Linked DNA regions of Mus musculus: regions 2 and 3 are each linked to region 1. Evidence: chromatin loops called from intact Hi-C (ENCODE). Cell type or tissue: gastrocnemius. All regions are shown on one strand.

Region 1 (5,000 bases):
TCTATGAACTAAAACTCATGAAATGAGTCGATATCCTCCGGAAACGTTATACACTCTCTTTAGCGATGCTCGTAATTTTTTTAAAAAGTGAATTTGCAGTGGATTGAATTTACAGAAAGGATTCCAAAACTCTAGTGTTGCTTATAAATTAGCACCAGCCACCTTATTGTTGGAAATGAAATGTTATAAAGCTTCCTTATTCCCTTTTCTTGCAAAGATTTTCATCACGGCTGCCTTGTTATCCAAGGAGGGAAACATGTCAACTCTCAAAAATGGGAATCTTTGTCTAGAAAATGTTGATTACCCGAACCACCTTGAGAGAATTGCTATTCTAATGAGAGATGGCCCAGAGGGTAAGGGAGTTATTTGCCACCAAGCCTGACAACCAGGATTCCCAGACCCCACATGGTAGAAAGAGAGAACGAAACCCAGGTCTTTTGCAAAATCATCAAAATCTCATAATTGCTGAATCTCTTGTCTTTTGTAAAACACATTTATCTTTTAGGGGGCAGCGTACTCACGCCATAGTGCAGGTGTCAAGGTCAGAAGACAACTTGCAGTGTCTCTCCTCTTTTTCCACCATGTGAGCTCTGAGGAAGAAACGAAACTCAGGTTGTCTGACTTGGTTGCAAGCTCCTTTACTTGTGCAGCCGTCTTGCCAGGCCATTCTCATCCTTTAGCGTATTGACTTATAGGTCTGTAAATGTAAACAGTGAAATGAATATTCATGAGCTATAGCCGTAGTACATTTACGTGGGCCCTATAAGAAAAATCAAATGTGAGACTTTTCTATCAAATGCTGGAAAACTTCTGTTTAGGACAGAAGTTGAAATCTTTTTTATCTCTCCCCAATTGTCAGACTTTTATGCAAATGTTTTAATTTTCCACCTACCCAGTAATCCCTTTGTTTACACAAAGGTCCATTGCTGTATTCCAGGAATTTGATATCCTGTAGCAGTGACTTCTTTCTTCTTCTAACCCTGACCCCTTTCAGCTTTCAATATTTCCTGTGTGCCAGTTCCCTTAATTAAGGCTGTGAGGCTGGACTCCAGACTGGGGAACAGACCCAGTTACCACCTGAGTTAGAATACAAGCCAAATGCACTTCCTGTGTTTGTGTGTTCTCTCTTCTAAGCACACCCTCTTGATCAAGAGGTGAAGTTTGCCTTGCCCAGACAATTAGGTTGGAATAGTAGTCTCTTCCTTTTCAACCTGGGACTTATTTCTAGCACTTTCCCATTGAGAGCATCCTTTTCCCACCAGGCTTGAGGACTCGGGTTATCTATACCTTTTTCTTCCGTGGCTCACTGGTTATTTAAGGCTGCATTGCTTTATTTCCATATACTCAAAAAAGTTTTCCAAATTATTGTTTTTATTTATTTCAGTTTATTTAAAAAATGTACTCTACCATTGTCAGAGAACATATTTTGTATGACTTGGGCTCCTGTAGACTTACTGGAGCCTTTCTCATAGTTTAGAATATGGTCTGTTCTGGGGAACGTTCTATGTGCATTTGACAGGAGTGTCCACTCTGCTCTTGACGTGTGGAATGTTCTGTCTGGTAGCAGGCATCTTTTCAGCTCATGCAAGTAAAACAATTCTGGGGTGGTAGAGTGCTTGTCTAGTATGCTCCAGAGTCTGGGGTCAATCCCTGGTCATACATATTCCTATAAACCTCCAAACACAATTGTCTATAGTCTTTCTTACTGAGACCACACAGTCTCTCTCCAGAGCTGCTTAGGTACCTCATACAGATCTAAGCATTAGATAAGATCTTCTCTCTCTCTCTCTCTCTCTCTCTCTCTCTCTCTCTCTCTCTCTCTCTCTCTCACACACACACACACACACACACACACTTCTACCCCTCTTCTGTGCCCAGAAAACTGTACTTCTGCCCTGTTATTCCACCATACTTGTCAGACCTGAGACAACAAGTGCCTTCACAGGACTTCTTTGTCCCATCCTGTCCTTCTTCAGTAAGACAAGCCTGATTCCATATCACCATGCAGAATTTTACAGTCGAAATCTTTTCATCTCATGCTGGCTATCTTTCCCCAGAGGGAGTTGGTTTGTTTCCAAGAGCTAGGGGATGGAGCTGGACTTTCTCCCTTACTGTATTTCATTATTATTTTCATGAGTACTGCCACACAGAGTTGGACATAATGTATTTACATAAAGAACGTGTAAGTGAACTGTTAAATGAAAGGCTGAAGAAATACCTGAAGGAAAATTACTTCGTAGTTTGAGTGTTTTTGTTTCAAAATATTGTCGCTAGAGGGCAGCAATAGCCAGCACAGAGCAGTCAAAACTGACAAAAGTCCTGGAGGGTTTGCAAGTCTAAAGCTCTTCAAGGATCGCACCTTTTCCACAGGCCTTACTCGACACCCTTAGATGCCCTTTACTGTCACGGACTACCCAGGTAAGCAAACGTAGCTCTTTCCAGGAACGCATTAATAGTACATAGGTTTCACTGTGTGATAAACATTGGTTTTTAGAGTGGTGCACCGAACCCATATATAGTTGTAGTACCGCATGATTCCACTGGGGGCATGCATGGGCCACTTAGCTGGTGACATTCCCAAAAAGAAATGCAAAAAAAAAAAAAAAAAAAAAAAAAAAAAATCTTCACCTCTGGCTCAGAGCTGTGTGGGCGTTCTCTCCACCTTCCTTTGGCTCACTAGATGCTTTTTACACACCTGGCCAATCCTCATATGACAACTTTCGGGAATCACTGAAGACGATGACCTATCATATCCTCGGAGAAGGCTGAAGAGAAGGCACACCCATCTCTTACTTGCACGGAACCTCCCCTCATCTTTGAACTTACCTAAGGAATAGCCCCTATGTTTCCCAGTCACTTTTCTCTGCCTCTCCCCACCCCCTTCTACCATTAAATCTATAGAAAGTTATAGCTCTTCCTTAACATGCTACAAGTTTTCTGTTCATGTCTCACAGGTGGCGCAGGTCAGATATCCTTGTCAAACAGTGGCTTCTTCTGTAACAAGGGCCCTCACTTCTCCCTCCCTTGAAGCTTTGCACAGTGCCTGAATGAGAGGGTGCATGCAGTAGTGAGTCAGTGACATCTCAGAGTGGGCTATTTTGCTTTCAGGATCTGGTTATCCTTGAACTCACAGAGATCCACCTGCCTCTGCCTCCCAAGTGCTGGAACTAAAGGCGTGCACCACCACAGTCTCACACTTGTTCTTAAAGATTAAGTTTCAGAAATGTTCACCTGCATGGGCCCCTTCCAATTGTGTGTGTGTGACGGAGTGTGTGCTGAGCAATCTCCTTACATGTGGGTCATATGTCTTTGTAAAGTTTGCAATGTTTTAATCAAAAGCCGTAAGGATCACCGTGCCGTGCTGTTCATTCTCCCCTCTGGCCCACTCCCATCTATGTAATGTAGCCCTGGAGAGGCTGCTGGCATTTTGGAAACCTGGTAGGTGAAGTCAAAATAAGAGTGCATTGAGTTTTGACTTAGTGGGGTACATGCAAGAGATTGCAATCATCCCCACATGTATAAGGGTATTGGTAGCTATTCCACTTTAGGACTACCTTTCAGTAACATTCCAAAGTTAGCCAAAAACTCACTTGACATCTTAGCTGGAAGATGCAAGGCCAAATGTCTTCTGATTCTATAAATGTGTTGTGCGGTGCTGAGCACCAGAAGGGCAAAGATTGTGCAAGGATCACTAATTAGAGTGTGAAAGATTCTTTGGGTCTTCACACTCTAATTAGATTTTTTTTTGGAAAAATATTTATTTTCATGTGTGGGGGGAGGCTGGGGGAGGCAGAAAGGCCAAAAGAAGGTGTTAGGCCTTTTGTAGCTAGAATTACAGGCTAGAGTTACTTGATATGGTGTTAGGAAGTGAATTGCGATCCTCTGCAAGAGGAGGGCGCACTTGTAACCACAGAGACATCACTTCCCAACAAATGGATTCTGAAACAGAATCTGAATGTGCTGCCAGCTGTTCTAAGCATGTGTGCCCTGAGGATGCTGGGAGACGATCTGAGAGTACACTACCCTCTTTTCTGCTAGCTCAAGGGTTCTCATTGGTAGCGTATTCTCCTGTGCTGGTGGGTTCCTTTCTTTTGGCTGTACGTGGTTTTGGACACTCAGCCACAGTCTGTGCAATGAGCACTGGCTTCTTTACTTCCATCAGTGTGAACCCTGGTCTCGTGGCTCTACTTCTCTCAGCCGATGGAAAATTAGCTTCCTTCCTGGGGTCCTCTCTGCTCACGCTTGAGCCACGGATTTGCACGCTCTCATCCTGTACTGATTTTAGGAGTATCATGACACTAAGGTATAGGGAGGTGGCCCTGGTAAACTGTGGTCACTACTGTCTGCCTCTGGTTCGCCATTGCGGGTTCCCAGCGTTGCAGTCTTTCCAGGCACACCCGAGGACTAGGAGGTGTGGCTCTGTTTCCCTTTCACTCAGGACCCACGTTTCCCCCTCTGTCTGTTTCTTCTCTCCAAAATCCCGAGTCCCCAATGCCAGCTTTCCTTCTCGTTGTGGCTTTTCATTTAGTCTTGAATTCTTCCGTGATTCCAAGGTTTAGGAAGGCATCCAGGGAATCAGGCAGGGAACTACTGCTGTTTTTCGCTCCATCCCGACTAGGGTGATGGAGAGTGAGCAGACTGATTATGAATGATACAAAGGAGGAAATGGGAGAGACATAAATTAATACTTCAAAATATAGCCAGAAGTATATGTTTATTTTGAGTATTGTATCAAGTTTGGTCTTGTGAAAATGTTGTGTACGATGTTACTTGGTCTGGTGGTTTGAATAGGTATGTACCCTTATCCCCCTTACCTCCCCCATAGATTCATGTGTTTGAATGCTTGACCCACAGCGGATAGCACTATTAGGAGGTGTGGCCCCTTTGGAGTGGGTGTGGCCTTGTTGGAAGAAGTGGGTCACTGTAGGGGGAGGCTTTGAGGTCTCCTATGCTCAAGCTCCACCCAGTGTGAAATTCAGTCTTTCCTCTGTTGCCTATGG
Region 2 (5,000 bases), 400 kb after region 1:
TTGTGTAGCTTTGGTTGTCCTGGAACTCGCTTCTGGGTTAGGGATGGGTTGTATTCATTTCTCCTTTCAGCTCTAGAACCCCATGGTCAGACCCCTGCAGGCCCTGTGCATGCTGCCTCAGTCTCTGCAAGTTCATGTGTGCCAGCCCTGTTGAGTCTAGAAGGCCTTGATTCCTTGGTATCTCCCATGCTTTCTAGTTCTTGAATTCATCTGCCTCCTTTTCCTGAAGAGTTCCCTAAGCCCTGAGGGAGAGATTAGAGCTGAGTGTCCCAAGGTCTCTCACCCTCTGCATATTGTCTGGCTGTGGGTCTCTGCGTTTGTTCCCATCTCTATGTAACAAGAGGAATCTTCTCTGATGATGGCTGAGCGAGGCACGGATCTAGTATAGCAGAGTGTTCTAGGGAATCATTTTATCGCTACATTCCTTTAGCAGAGCAGTAGTATTTGGTTGCCCCCTAGGTCCTTGGGATATCTAGCCTCAGGTTCTTGGCTACTCGAGCAGATGGGTTCCAATCTCATGGAGTGGGCCATTGGTTGGTTACTCCCATAAGCTTTGTGCCACTGTTGCATTAGTGTGTCTTGCGGGCAGGTCATTCTTGTAGATTAAACAATTTGTAGCTGGCTTAGGGTTTATGCTTCTCCTTTAGGGGCAGGCACAGTGCCTTCCAGTACCATGAACACCAGTCTATAGGGCTGGAAGCTCTAGGTAGGCACCACTTCAACATCCCCATGACTGACAGGCTGTGTAGGTGTTGTCTTCAGCAACAGAGCCCTACTGCATATATATGAAGAGCTTCCAATAGTCTTGACAATAGCCTGGGTCCTTTGGGGGTTCCCATGGGACTCCTTGGCCAATAGGTCCATTTACATGTAACCCACTCCTGGTAGTGTGAGCTTCATTTAGCAACGAGAGATGTCCAGTTAGGGCTCTGTTTTTCCTGTTAATTGTTGATTTCATTTAAATCATCTTCATATATGTACATTAGAGGACACTTGTACTGTATTAGGTTTCCATATCACTCCTCAGATGGCCCTTGGTTGTAACTGATCCTCCCTCATATTCCTTCCCTAGCCACCCACCCCCCCAATTCTCTCCCACTCCTGATTTGATCCTCTCATTCTAGTTCCCTCATTTTATACATCCAAAATCATATATGCTCTTATACGGTTTAGGCCCCCCGTCTAAGGATTGTACTGCCTACAGTGGTCTGGATCTTTGCCCATCAATCTAAAGTCAAAAAAAAAAAAAAAAAAGCTACATATCCATGGCTACCGGTCAAGCCAATGGAAGCAATTCTGCAAGTGAAGTCCCCTACACCCAGGTGTGTCAACAGAATCTAACTGTGACATCCACAGACACAATATGATGTGGACAGTTCTTCACTAGGGCTCTCTTTCAAAGTGACCCTATGTTGTGCCCAATTTACAATTAAAACTAGCCATCGCAGCTGCAGTAGATAATTGTGTGAAGGTTTTGTGTGAGCGTAACCTTTCATTTCCCCAGAATAAACGCCCAGGGCTGCCAGTGCTGGGTCACAGGTTAACCGTGTCTTTAGTTTTGGCAAACTCACCTTTCCAAAGTGGCTGTCCTAAATTTCTACCAGTAACATTGGAATGGTTGTTTTTCGTCCTTTCCAGCATTTAGCGTTGTCTCTAATTTTGTTTGTGAGCGTTCTAAAAAGTGTGTAGTGCCCTTTCCTAATGGGTTTCATTTGTGCTTCCTAAACGGCCAGTTGTGTTGAATGTGTTTCCACAAAGGCGCTGCATAAATGTGGAACGGAGGATGGCTGCTCAGTTGGACCTGAGATAGTGAATGTTTGGCAAGCTCTGCCAGGTTTTCTGAGCCTCCGGCTGATGATGGGGGTTTGGGACCAAATGAATGCACAGAGGCTGCCACACACTGGAAGGTTAATTGTCCCTTTCCTGCCATTGCTAGCCCTCCCCACTTCAAAAGCAATGTCTTCTACTCAAGACTGATTGGCACCATGATTGACTGGTGAGTTGGTGCCTGGTGTTGTTAATTCTAGCTAGAAAATGGCTGTAATTTTAGGTTTGGGAACATTCTGATTTACATAGCTAAAAAAGAAATCTCTTTCTTGTTTTCATTTTTAAGCTTCGTTTATATAAGGAAGCAGCTGATGGGTGTTACATTGTCAAGCAGACAGGCTACTGTTTACTGCAAAAAGCCTGCAAGACATTGAACGGGACAGTGTCCAAGGTGATTTCATGCATTCTGTCACTGCGAGAACTAAAGATGGAGACATTTTTCAATGGTACCAAAGGTTAAGCCTCCTTTGGCTGCAACCTCAAAGCACCCGGCTTTCATGTTACTCCTCTCTTCCTTCGGAAAAGTTCTGCACACCCAGCTGATTAATGGTTTCTGCAAAGCCTTTGTTGAAGTGGGGAAACTGCAAGCTTTGCAAGATTGCTGTCCAGGGCTAGAGACCGGAACTAGGATAGGGCTCAGAGGCCCCCTAGAGGCTGCTGCAGACAACAGACACACGACTCCATTAACACACAACACACAGGGATGGGCTCTGGGTTCTGGACTGAAGGGGGATTTCTCTTGGCAGCTTTATGCTTCTGTGTCTTTCGAGTTATCTGCAATTACTTTTACAATCCTAAAAGATATTTGGGTTTTTTTTTTGTTAATTCTGCTCATTTTGCTCAATTTACTAGGATATAATGTGGTTCTAAAAACAAAACAAAACAAACAAACAAACAAAAACCAAACCTGCTGCCCTTTGTACTGACTAGAGGTTGACACATAAGCACCCAAAGCTACTACTCCTAGCATTTGGGAATGGGAAATACAGAAAGGAATCTGGTTTTCTAATGAAATGTGGCAAAGCACCCAGTAAAGGGAAATACCTCCCATAACGTAGTCCTGATGTTCAAAGTGACTATTGGAGACACAGCTTTTGAGGAGGTAGATAATCACAGTTAGACCAAAGTGACGGGGTGATGTCCCTCCTTAGCAGAGGAGGAAGCAGATTCTCATCTGTCATATATGTACCATATATCTATAGATAGACAGATTATCTATCATCTACCCATCAATTATCTATCTATCATCTATATATCCATCATATATCTATCTAGATCATCTATCATGTCTATCTGTCTGGATACCATCCATCCATTATCTATCTTTTATCTTTATCTGTCATCTACTATCTTTCTACCACCTATTACTTATCTACCATCTATAATACATCTATCTACTGATCTATCACCCATTTATCTATTATCTAACTTTCATTTATCTATCAATCATCTAATATACCTATTTACCTATATTGCCTATCTATCTATCCTCTATCTAACTATCTATCCTCTATCTATCTCTATCTCTATCTATCTATCTATCATCTATCTATCTATCTATCTCTATGTCTATCTCAACAGTCCTGTGCAGATGTAGTAATAACATAGCCCTCTATAAGCCAGGAAGAGAGCCAGTCTCATCACCATGTTGTTTAGGCTATGAAGTCTGAGCTCTTTTGTTATGACAGCACTAACAGACTAATACACATACTGTATCCACTACCTTCACCCCAGCACCCACAGCTACTTAGAATTTTTTGTATCCAAATCATCATTTACTCTCATTTTGTCACCTTAGTAATTGTTCCAATGTCACCAAGTCCTCACTGGTCAGTGGCTTTGTGAAGTCAAACAGGTCCTCCAATAGCACTCCTCACCAACTTCCTGTAGGCATCCATTCATTCACCCGTGAGTGTGAAACATCTACTATGTGCCAGGCAGGATTTGTGCTTACATTCCATAATAACGTCTCATTGAACGTGTGGTGTTCAATTGAACTGAAGCCAAGGCTGCACCTGCCGTGGTGACCCACTTCCTCACAGTGCTGTCTCATCATAGGTCTTCCGTGTGCTCTTCCCTTCTCTAAGCTGTCCTTCCTACTCCCACCTCAAGCTTTCGTGAGCTCACAGCTTGGCACACTCAAGCTGTGTCCGTATCCCTTCTCAATGGAGAAGACGCTGAGATTCTTGATGTTAATATAGATGGGATTTTTGCTCTTATGCGATTTACTTAATGTTTGTCTTACGATGATGTTCCTGAAACACGTGGACATGGAATCCTCGTGCCGACAATCCTCCGACAGTTTTTCAACCAACATATTAAATGGATACCAGCAGCTCTGTAAAACCATAAAATCCTCTTCCGCAGCATTTATTTCCTGTGCCAGGCAACGGTGCTGTGCAGGGAATGCACTGCTGCTCGCTCCAGAGGGGGCCCTGCCCGCCATTCGGGAGGTCGTTCGGTTTTGCATACAGTTCGCTTTCCCCCCATTTATCATGAGCAGATTCCACAGACGCTTCCTGCAGAGACTGGAGCCCAGATGACCTGCGGCCACCCGAGGACATCATCCTGAGTTCGCTGGGCTTCTGTCCCCAGCCCAATTGCACTCTCAAAGTAAAAGAGCCGTAGTTGATGTCAGCAGGCTTACCGCTGAAGTTATGTTCCTAGAGATGGTTGTAAAACAAAGGCAGCTGGATATAAATTTTTAGATTGGCACTAAAGCAAAAACAAAAGCAGCGTCGCTTCTCATTTTTCACGAACCTCGACAGTATGTCCACGTCCGTATGGGGACATCATAGCTCACACTGAAAGACACTCTCTGTTAGCCACCCAAAGCCCCAAGTCACCGTCTAAATTCTGTTTTCTTAAGAAAGCTCTTCAAAGAATGATATTGCTTGGGCTGGCTTGTTGCTTGGACAGGAGAAGCGGGGACCACATGATCCAAGGGTGGTGATAAAAGTACAAATAGTGATGAACCCAAGCAGTGACACCGACAGAGCCAGTTTGAAGTGTGGAAGAACTGTAGCATAATTAAGAATGAGCCCTTGACCATGTGGCCTCCAAGTTCGGCTCTCCCTTCCTGTGGTCTCAGTGATCTTTGCAATGCTTTGGAGACTATGCTGTCCTCCGTTTTTGCTACTTGGGTTAGCTAGGTTTGCCTCTACTCTTTGTAG
Region 3 (5,000 bases), 85 kb after region 1:
TTCATTAATGGAATAAACGGATAGATTTTAAAGCCACTTAGTTTTAGATTGAGGTCTGAAGACTTTTATGAAGAGCTTCTATGTTTGAGAACTGTTTCTCCTTCAGGTTTTCCTTTCTCTCACAGATGTCACTTTATATGTGTTCCTAGATGTACACTTTTAAGACATCTGAAGCCAGAATGTATCTTATTATTGTCAGTGTGCCTAATTGGCAAGCTCTTTTCTTTCAGATAGTACTTAGAACAAGATTAATGCTGACTTAGAATTGATCACATCTCCTGTTAGTCTAAAAGTTCTGGTCTGTCATTCTTAAGTACATTAGTCTGATAAAAAACTGTTACTTTCTGATCATAGTTATCAAATTAAATCATATGATCAAACACTTTGAGTTTGGAGTGCAACAATTATATGTGTGTATGTATGTGTATGTATGTGTGTGTGTATATATATATATTACCATGATTGTTCTCTTAAAGATAATGATAAAGATTAAATGTTCTTAGTCACTGTGTATTAAATGTGAATTTGAAAGTATTTTAAGCCAGAGTTATATATACATAATAAAATGCAAGTTGTGATTTTTTTGCTGTCTAGAGTGATAAGCACAGGGACAGAGTCTGGTTTCTCTTTGTAGTGATTGGTTTTACTCTGTGCATACACTTGCATGCTTCCTTAAACTCTCTCGTTCTCTTGTTCTCTTAAAGCCTTGCAGGTTATGTTGAGGCCTTGGCGTCCAGGCTAGGCCTCTCAATTCCTGATCTTACACCAAAGCAAGTTGACATGTGGCAAACACGTGTTAGCACACATTTGGTAAGTTGTATGTCTTATAAGCTGCACCTAGTGTCCAGCATGGCAGTTTCAAGACTAGTTGATTTGAGTTTTACCCAGGCCTTGGACATTCTCAGAAAAATAATTCGCTATCCCTTTATCCTTGTATAAGCATGATTGATTTTTGTAAAACATTGTTCAGCTTGGTTAATATGCAGGGCTGGAGCACCCAAAGGTGTTGGAATCCTTTGTTCATTCTGGAAGTGATTCCCATTTCTACTGAAGTTGTTCACTGGTGGTCATTTCTGAGGATGTCTCTACACTGTTAGGGGAGGAAAGGTCAAATAGTAACGGATTGAAATGTCAGTGGTGGCAAGGATCACCCCTGGTCTAGCATTTCTAAGGGGGGCGAGAGGGGACCCTTGGTCACTGTGGGTGATAGTGTAAGACATTTTAACAGAATAGGTGGGTGGTTGGGGTTCTCTTAGCAAATGGTCATATCCTAGGGCAGTCAGGAGCCATATAATGGTCTCTCTGTTGAAATATAAATGAACAAAATATTTATATCAAAATAAGAATTTAAGATTAACTCTCTTAGTATCTGGACAGAACAAAGTTTTCTTGTTATATCTCTGAAACTATAGTCCCTTTAAAAATAGTTACATAGTGAGCTTGGCAGATTTAACTATTAATATAAAGCACAGGCATTACCCCCACAGCAAACAGCAGAATGCCGCAGTAACAGACTGAAAAAGTGTCGTATACAGTATTGTCAAAACGTTGATGTCTATTTTGAAAGTTATTACAGATAGTCTGGTAGATTGCTAACTGGATGCTATCCAAGAGAAAACATTTCCTTCCATGTTGCAGATTATGTAGCTAGCGTAGCTTCTGTAATGTCGGATGGGACTTATTGTCTGTTTTCTTAACCAGAAGCTCCTGGAGGAAAGATCAACTCTATGTGATTAGTCCTTGTCTCGGGCTTAACCGGCACAGAGTTTAGTATACAATAGAACCTCAATAACTTTTTGTATGAAAGAAGAAAAGTTAACTGAGGGGCTGAAGACATGGCTCATACATTAGGAATGTATACTGTCCTAATAGAGGACCCAAGTTCAGTTTCCAGCACTCAGGGCTCACTCACAACTGCCCATAAGTCCACTTCCAGGGTCCAGTGCCCTCTTTTGGTCTTTGTGGGCATCTGTACTCATACACACATATTCACATACAAAGACACATACATGCACACAAATAGTTTAAAAATAATAAAATAGGTATTTTTAAGAAAGGAAACCTAATTGAAAAGCTTAAATTTGATAGCCATCAGGAATGTTAAATTTGGAATCATTTATAGAAGTAAAAATTTAAAACTTTTCACAATGTAGATTTCAAAAGTCTTAGTGTGATATATACACATACATACATGATTAAAATTGGCACTGCACATTTGTAGTTTTGTCAAGTGTGAAAGACTTCATGACCGTAGTCTATGAAGATGCACAAATATTAACATTGAATTTTTAAATCATCAGTAGTAGATCCCTTCAGTGTCATCTCAGTAGTGGAATGTCAGGGGAGGTTCCTTATGCTTAGGAAAGCTTTCAGGAGTCAAGAATCCACTATTCAGTGGAACTTGAAGGTCTTTATATAGAGTGCATGCAGCGCCTTGGAAACAGAAGTATTCGAAAACATGGCACACAGGGCAGAGAAGCAGAGAGAAACAGTTTCTATAATGGTTGGTTGTATCTACATATAACTTAGCATATATGGGATTAAGTCCTGAAGGACAGGATACAAGGGTATTGAGTCCAGATGCACTGAGACTAGCTGGCACATTCTCCTCCTGTGTTTCAGTCTTCTGATATTAAAAACACATAAGATTTAAACAATTTTGTACTTGAATATTTCTTTGATGTCATGTTAATGGGTTTTTTTTCTTCTGTTCCTTTAAATTTTAAAATGACGTGTTCTTGAACATTTGGTAGCTTATTTTAATACGTAGGTTTCTGTAATCAATAGGAATACAGTTGTAGTGGGAATTACATAGTGTATGGCAGTGGGCTGTTGTCATCAGTCTGTAAGCAAGGATACCTCTTTTCGGGACATGTAATTTTAAGAAGTACTCTCTTCTGTTTCCGTAGGGCAAGGCTGTTGGGGTGACGATCGGCTGCATTCTAGGAATGTTCCCGTTGATTTTCTTTGGAGGAAGTGAAGAGGATGAGAAACTGGAAACAACAAATTAATCACCTTAGAACACCTATAAGAAGATGTAAACTAATGTACCTCATCATTAACTATACTGTCCCCACAGTTAGCAGTGAAGACAGTAGCAGTGTATAGATACGGGATCAAATAACTCAGCATGTACTATGGAAACACTAACTTATTGTGGCTTGGTCTTCTTAAGACATCTTTTTAAACTTACTTAGTATCATTTTATGTAAATTGTTGATGCTTTCCATCAATGGCAGTCGACATGTCATCTTTTCCTTCTCTGTGTATCAAGATATTATTTAACTTTCAGTCACTGATACTGTACTGTACTGTACTGTTCTGACTTGGGTTTGCATATTTGTTACATAACATGCACGGGAATACCTATTTATGGTTTTATTTTTATTTTTCCTATGGTTATATCAATGCTGCGGTTTCTCCAAATTATTTAAGATGTTTAATATCAGTTAACATTTTAACTCCCTGTCTGGTGGTATTACTTCTGTGTTAATTCACAGTGAACATTTACAATCATATAAATTCATTCAATTTTTAACCTTTCACATCTATCCAAAATGAAGCAGTGTTTTAAGTATGTCTGATTCACTTTAATTTTGAGCCATGCTGTGTTAAGAGCCAGAGGTTAATCGGATGGAACAATTCTCTGGCCTCCCTTTTACACAAACCATACATGCTAACAAGTGTACTTATCTCTGATTGGCTCTTTACCTTTAATTTCCCAACTTTGAACAATCACACAGTGAATTCTGGTTTGTGAGAGAAAGGCAGTGCTTGGATATGTCCGGTCTCTTAAAATAGGGATTAAGAGAGTAGGGAAAACTAAGAAATTTATAATGACATTTGGAAATTAGGCTAAAATAATTTTTTTTTTATAGAAAATGGAAATTTTCAAGGAGGTTGTGTGGGGTGGATGATAAAGTTCCAGTGCTGCCGGGAAGGTTCAGGAAGCATCAGTTCTATGGCTTTGGAAAGAGTTTCCCCTGATGTGTTGTCATTGTCTCATGGAACGGAAGGAGCCAAAATATCCCATGCTTAATCCTAATCTCATTAGATCTTGCTTTGTGACTTTTTTCTGGATGAATATTTTAGAAACAACATGTATTTTCTAGTTTGCTACCTAGTCTGTAACACAAGGAGAGGTCCTTTCTCCCTTTGGTGGATGGTTTTCTTCTTTCGTGGTGGTTATGCACACAGTTGGTGAAAGCTGTGTGTGTGTGTGTGTGTGTGTGTGTGTGTGTGTGACAGCTGTGTCCTGTGTCTGACCTGAACACCGTCCTGAGAATCCCGAGCTTTAATTGCTGAACTGCCCCCCCCCTTTATCTCATTTGCTCTACATGTTAAAAAGTTATATGTAGCAGAATAATTGGACATGTGGAAGAGAGAAACTGAAGTTAGAATTTAATCCTTGGGGAATTAAAATTATTCATGTTTCCTAAGTAGATGGAAAAGATGAACTTCACGTGACTATGCTTTCTAAATCTTATTTTGGAGTTTTGTTTGCACATAATTACTTTGGGCTCCTTTTAAAGAAAATTTCTTTTCCATAAGAAAGCATGTCATATATTGTTTTCTTTGCACTTTGTCCTGTCCATTTATCATAGAATTTAAGGAAAGATAGCATAAAAGTAAAAAACATCAAATTCTCATATACACAAGTAATATTCTCCTTTGGTCAGGCTAGCATCACATGACTTGAGGTGGCAGACAGATTCATCTTTGCTCACATGTCCCACGACAGCAAGCACAAGGTTCCAGGTGAAAGGCTAGAATGCACATTTTACTTTCTGTGTAGACATGTGAGTGCTCTTTCCTTCCCTTGTGTATCGGTGGCATGTCCTGTCTTTGTTTGTCAGTGCTGTATTGTGGTGCTTAACTCTTCTTTGTATTAAATACCATCTCCAGAAACTTGTCTTGGAGTTTAGAAAGCACTTTGGATTGTTGATTTTTTTTTTCTTTCTCTTGAAAAAGCTCCTCGTCCTTATTACCAGAATTTCTGT

The links. A loop is a pair of places that touch in the nucleus more often than their neighbours do. Peaks named below come from ENCODE experiments on the same cell type or tissue, not always from the same donor. Only the 100,000 strongest peaks of a DNase experiment are listed, where the experiment ranks them.
Region 2: it touches region 1 in a loop (6-fold over the local background); 35 of 42 quality-filtered maps call a loop at or near these places.
Region 3: it touches region 1 in a loop (3-fold over the local background); 5 of 42 quality-filtered maps call a loop at or near these places.

What each region holds. Positions count from the first base shown.
Region 1 is chr15:58,867,500-58,872,499 of GRCm38, reverse strand. No RefSeq gene overlaps it. Among named protein-coding and RNA genes, the nearest start is that of Trmt12, 2.6 kb to the left of the region's middle. In gastrocnemius, CTCF peaks have their summits at 2,278 (motif pointing right), 2,489 and 3,902; a DNase peak (open chromatin) is centred at 2,523; H3K4me3 peaks cover 1,037 bases; H3K27ac peaks cover 1,177 bases.
Region 2 is chr15:58,470,005-58,475,004 of GRCm38, reverse strand. No RefSeq gene overlaps it. Among named protein-coding and RNA genes, the nearest start is that of Fer1l6, 38 kb to the left of the region's middle. In gastrocnemius, a CTCF peak has its summit at 2,477; a DNase peak (open chromatin) is centred at 2,462; H3K4me3 peaks cover 281 bases.
Region 3 is chr15:58,782,920-58,787,919 of GRCm38, reverse strand. Tmem65 (transmembrane protein 65) reads left to right here. Exons shown (of 7, transcript NM_175212.4): 6 at 705-810; 7 at 2,910-5,000. The coding sequence ends at 3,011. Among named protein-coding and RNA genes, the nearest start is that of Gm41329, 25 kb to the right of the region's middle. In gastrocnemius, a CTCF peak has its summit at 1,952 (motif pointing left); no DNase peak of the experiment used is centred here.